2 separate regions of the Homo sapiens genome follow, and region 2 is linked to region 1. A link is an interaction called in ENCODE POLR2A ChIA-PET data of the cell type or tissue named here. Cell type or tissue: Caco-2. All regions are shown on one strand. Links, peaks and the distances in the headings refer to the core of each region. The heading gives the core; the rest is flanking DNA.

Evidence for each region. Peaks named below come from ENCODE experiments on the same cell type or tissue, not always from the same donor. Only the 100,000 strongest peaks of a DNase experiment are listed, where the experiment ranks them.
Region 2: POLR2A ChIA-PET joins it to region 1 with 7 read pairs; 3 of 35 experiments call an interaction of 5 or more read pairs at or near these places.

Annotation. Positions count from the first base shown.
Region 1 is chr3:32,184,930-32,187,852 of GRCh38, reverse strand. No RefSeq gene overlaps it. Among named protein-coding and RNA genes, the nearest start is that of CMTM8, 52 kb to the left of the region's middle. In Caco-2, for the core only: no CTCF peak of the experiment used is centred there; a DNase peak (open chromatin) is centred at 1,532; H3K4me3 peaks cover 183 bases.
Region 2 is chr3:32,247,170-32,250,092 of GRCh38, reverse strand. All of the region lies in intron 1 of CMTM8 (CKLF like MARVEL transmembrane domain containing 8), which reads right to left. Among named protein-coding and RNA genes, the nearest start is that of CMTM8, 10 kb to the right of the region's middle. In Caco-2, for the core only: no CTCF peak of the experiment used is centred there; no DNase peak of the experiment used is centred there.

The DNA.
Region 1 (2,923 bases), core at 292-2,791:
CACAAGCAACAAAAGAAAAAATAGATAAATGGGACTTCATCAAAATTAAAAACTATTATGCTTCAAGGACATCTTCCGGAAAATGAAAAGAAAACCACTGAATGGAAGAAAATATTTGTAAATCATGTATCTGACAAGGGGCTTATATCTAGAATATGTAAGAACTCTTACAATTCAGTAATAAGAAGATAAATAACCCAGTTTTTAAATGAGCAAAGGATCTGAATACACATTTCTCTAAAAAGATACACAAATGGCCAATAAGCACATGAAAAGATGTTCAACATTGTTAATCATCAGGGAAATGCAAATCAAAGCCACAATGAGATACTACTTCACACCTACTAGGATGGCTAGAATCAAAAGGTAGATAATAACAGGTGCTAGTGAGGCTATGGAGGAATTAGAACCTTCATATTTGTGCTGGTACAAACATAAAATGATACAGACACTTTATTTAACAAAGTCTGGCAGTTCTTCAAAATGTTAAACATAGAGTTACCATATGACCCAGCAATCCCACTCTTAGGTGTATACCCAAGAAAACTAAAGACATATGTCCACACAAAAACCTGCATACAGATGTTCACAGGAGCTATTATTCATAATAGCCCAAAAGTGGAAATGACCCAAATGTCCATCAACAGACGAATGTGGTAAAGCCATATAAGGGAGTGTTATTTAGCCATAAAGAGAAATGAAGTATGTGCACCTGCTACTTCATGAATGAACCTCAAAAACATGCTAAGTGAAATAAGGCAGAAACAAAAGGCCACATATTGTGGGATTCCATTTATATGAACTGTCCAGAGTATGCAAATCCATACAGACAGAAAGTGGATAAATGGTTGCCAGCAGCTGGGGGCAGGGAGGACAAGGAGTGACTGCTAATGGGTTGGAGTTTCTATATAAGGTACAGCCTTTTCGGTTTGCCTGGGACTGAAGGATTTCCCTGGGATGTGGCAGTACTTCCAGTGCTGAAGTTGGGGCAGTCCCAGCTAAACCAGGACGGATTGGTCGCCATATTCCATACCTGGAAATGAATGTGTTGTATTAGATTGTCTCTAAGGTCTCTTCGAGCTCACAAATTCTTTGAGATTTGTGAAAAAAACAACAAAAGCAACAACACACGCTGGAAAACAAGAAAAGCCTGTTTTTCTTTCCCTGTCTGGTAAATGATCCTCTTTGGGCTAGCTTGCTGTCCACACCTGCTGACTGTGTATCACAGCCAGCAGCAAAGTTCCCTGGTTTCAGGAGAAGCGTGGGTACCATGCATCTAAAACAACATGCATACTTAGCCTCTAACCCCAGATCAATTGAATCAGAATCTCTGAGGGTGGGACCCAGGCCGTGGGTATGTTTTTAAAGCTGCGCAGGTGATCCGAATATGCAGCCAGGTGTGAGAATCAGTGCAGGGTGATCTGAGAGCCGCCCAGCTCCTCATTCCCTTTAGTCCCAGCCTGTGTCAGCCCCTCCATTTGATTGGACCAAGTGTTGTGAGACATATGAGATGAGCCAGTCAGAGCCTCTCTCTGGAATTTGAACTAACACATTCGGGGAAGCTTGACAAAGGCTGGAGAGGCCATAGCAGGTCAAAGGCCAGTGTGCTGGGGAGGAGCAGAGGCTGAGGGAAATCAAACAAGACCAAGAGAAACTGAGTAGAGAGAGTGCAAAGCAGACATGCAGAGGTCAGAGACAGAGCAACTGGTCCATTCCAGGGTTTTCCTAATTCTAGTCTTTTGTATTTTTATAATAAATCCTCTTTTTCTTAGCAGTGGAGGAGATTCCATTTTTCAAAGATGGCTACAACACTATCTCCATCCCACATGCTCTCCTCAGTGTGACCTTGCCACTCCCCCATCAGGAGGGGACCTATGATTCCTTTCCCCTTGAATCTGAGCTGACATTACTATAGTCAACAGAATGCAGTGGATGTAACACTATGTGTCTTCCAAGGGTAGGTCAAAAAAATCATGCAGCGTCCATGTAGTTGTGACATATAATAAAATGGTTTTGCTTAATCAACAAAGTTTTAGGGTAGTTTGTTATGCAGTGATAGTAAGTGGGACAGGTAGTCTAAGAAAATCCATGTTCCTTGTCATCAAAAGAGCCTGACGAGCACACCTGACTCCATCTCTCAAGGTCTGTCCTCATTTCTAACTCAGCCTTGGTTTAGTTTTCACCAGGCACCCAACCACCAACCTGTCACCACCAATGGGTAAACTTGAAGTGTGAATAGGAATTGCTGATGCTTTCATAGCCAGAATGGTTCTGAAAAGTACACAATGCAATTATAAAGTATTAAGAGAAAATATCTTTTAAATGTGGTAAAATATACATAAAACTTGCCATTTTAATCATTTGTAAGTGTATAGTTCAGTGGCATTAAGCACATGAACACTGTTACACAGCCATCACCACCATCTACCTCCAAAACTTTTTCATCTTCCTAGAATGAAACTCAGTACTCATTAAACAACTCCCCATCCTCCCCTCCCCTACGTCCCTGGAACTACCACTGTACTTTATGTCTCCATGAATTTGGCTACTCTATGTACCTCATATAAGTGGAGTTATACAGTATTTATCCTTTTGTATCTGGCTTAGTTCACTTAACATAATATCTCCAAAGTTCATCTATGTGGTAGCAGGCGTCGGAATTTCTTTCCTTTTTAAGGTCAAAGAATAGTCCACTGTATGGGCCAGGCGCAGTGGCTCACACCCGTAATCCCAGCACTTTGGGAGGCTGAGGCAGATGGATCATGAGGTCAGGCATTCGAGACCAGCCTGGCCAGCATGGCGAAATCCCATCTCTATTAAAAAATTAGCCAGGCACGGTGGCACATGCCTGTAATCCCAGCTACTCGGGAGGCTGAGGCAGGAGAATCGCTTGAACCCAGGAGGCGGAGGTTGCAGTGAACCG
Region 2 (2,923 bases), core at 115-2,614, 62 kb before region 1:
CATATGTGAAAGATTGAGGTTAAACCCTTCCCTCACATCATATACAAAAATGAACTCAAAACGAATCATAGACCTAAATATAAGACCTACAACTTTTAGAAGAAAATAGAGAGTATATCTTTGTGACCCTGGATTAGTCAAAGCCTTCTCAGATATGACATCAAAAGCACAAATGACAAAAGAAAAACTATAAAAATTGGACTTTTTCAAAATTAAGAACCTTTGTACTTCTAAGGACATAGTCTAGAAAAGTGAAAAGATAACAGACAGAATGGGAGAAAAATACTTTCAAATCATATATCTGATAAGGGATTTATCCCAGAATGTATAAAGAACTTGTACAACTCAACAATAAAAGACAAATTAACCCATTTTTAAAATAGGCAAAGGATTTGAATAGTCAGCTCTCTGAAGAAAATGTACAAATGACCACTAAGCACATGAAGATTGCTCAATATCATTAGTCATGATGAAAATGCAAACCCAAACCACAATGAGATACGATCTCACATTCACTAGGATGGTCAGAATCAAAGAAAATAAGTCTTGATGAGGATGTGAAGAATTAGAACTCTCATGTTGCAGCAGGGATTGTAAAGCAGTACGGTCCCTTTGGAAACAGTCTAGCAGTGCTTCAATTTTTTTTTTTTTTTTTCATTTTTTGAGGTAGGATCTTACTTTGTCACCCAGGCTGGAGTGCAGTGGCACAATCTCAGCTCACTGCAGCTTCAACTTCCCTGGCTCAAGTGATCCCCCCACTTCAGCCTCCTGAGTAGCTGGGACTACAGGCACACACCACCGTGCCCAGCTAATTTTTTCTATTTTTTGTAGAAATGGGGTTCCACCATGTTGCCTAGGCTAGTCTTGAACTCCTGGGCTCAAGCGATCTGCCTGCCTTGACCTCCCAAAGTGGTGGGATTACAGGCGTGAGCCACGACACTGAGCCACTTCAATATTAAACATAAAGATTCCACATTACCTTTGGGAGTCCAGGCCTGCAGTGCGGCCTGGGCGAAAGCGTGAGACTCCGTATCAAAAAAAAAAAAAAAAAAAAAAAAAAAAGATTCCACATTACCCAGTAACTCCATTCTTTGCTAAATGCTCAAGAGGACTGAAAACACATGTACACATAAAAGCTCATACATGGGCTGGGCAGAGTGGGCCATGACTGTAATCCAGTACTGTGAGAGGCCAAGGTGGGAGGATCACTTTAGGCCAGGAATTCAAGACCCTGTCTCTACAAAAAATTAAACAATTAGCCAGGCATAGTGGCCCACACCTGTAGTCCTAGCTACTTGGAGGCCTGGGCTCAAGCCCAGGAGTTTGTGGTTACAATGAGTTATGATGATGCCACTGCACTACAGGCTGGCAACAGAGTGAGATCATGTCTCTAAAAAAAAACACTTTTAATTAAAAAAAAAAAAACATGGGCCAGGTGTGGTGGCTCATGCCTGTAATCCCAGCACTTTGGGAGGCCGAGGCAGGTGGATCACCTGAGGTCAGGAGTTCGAGACCAACCTGGCCAATGTGGTGAAACCCAGTTTCTACTAAAACAACACAAAAATTAGCCAGGTGTGGTGGCGGGTGCCTGTAATCCCAGCTACTCAGGAGGCTGAGGCAGGAGAATCGCTTAAACTGGGGAGGCGGAGGTTGCAGTGAGCCAAGATCGCGCTACCGCACCCCAGCCTGGGCAACAAAGTGAGACTGTGTGTCAAAAAAAAAAGCTTATACATGAAAGTTCACAGCAGCATTATTCGTAATAGGCAATATGAACATCCCATGTTCATAGGTTATAAGACTTCATTTTGTTATGATGGCAGTACTCACCAAATTGATCTATAGACGCAACAGAATCCAGATTGAAATCCCAGCTGCCAGGTTTTTGTTTGTTTTAGCAGTATATGAATTTGGCATCCATTATAAGCTGCACCCTGATTCAGATATTAAAACATGAACACGAAGTACCTATTATAAACTCCATCAACTGATGAGTAAATAAAATAATGTATACATCATTGAAATATTTGACAATTTAAAAATAATGAAGTACTGATACATACTACAACAGGGATGACCCTTAAAAACATGATGCTAAGTGAATTAAGTCAGACCAAAAGGGCCACATAGGATTCCATTTATGTGAAATGTCCAGAATAGGCAAATTCATAAAGATAGAAAGTAACTTGGTTGTTACCAAAGGTTGAGGGAAGGGAGGAATGGGGAGTGACTACTAATAGGGATGAGGTTGTTTTTGAGGGATGAAAATGTTCTTTGAATAAGGGTAGTGACAGTAGGAAGACATTTCAAAAAATTTTTAAAAGAGAAAATATTCAGCTGGGTCTGGTGGCTCACGCCTATAATCTCATCTCTTTGGGAGGCCTAGATGGATGGATCACTTGAGGCCAGGAGTTCGAAACCAGCCTGGCCAACATGGTGAAACCTCATCTCTACTAAAAATACAAAAATTAGCTGGGCGTGGTGGTGCACGCCTGTAATCTCAGCACTTGGGGAGGTCGAGGTGGGTGGATCACTTGAGGTCAGGAGTTTGAGACCAGCCTAGCCAACATGGTGAAACTCCATATCTGCTAAAAAGTCAGAAAAAAAAAGAAAAAATTAGCCAGGTGTGGTGGCGCACGCCTGTAATCCCAGCTACTCAGGACACTGATGCAGGTGAACTGCTTGAACCTGGGAGGCGGAAGTTGCAGTGAGCTGAGATTGTGCCACCGCCCTCCAGCCTGGGCGAAAGAGTGAGACTCCATCTCAGGGGAAAAAAAATTCTAAAATAAGACAGTGGTGATAATTATACAACTCTGTGAATATCCTAAAAACCCCTGAGTTGTAGACTTTAAAAAGGTCAATTTTATATGTAATTATATCTCAATAAAGCTATTTTTCAAAAACACAAATGCCAAAACTCATAGAA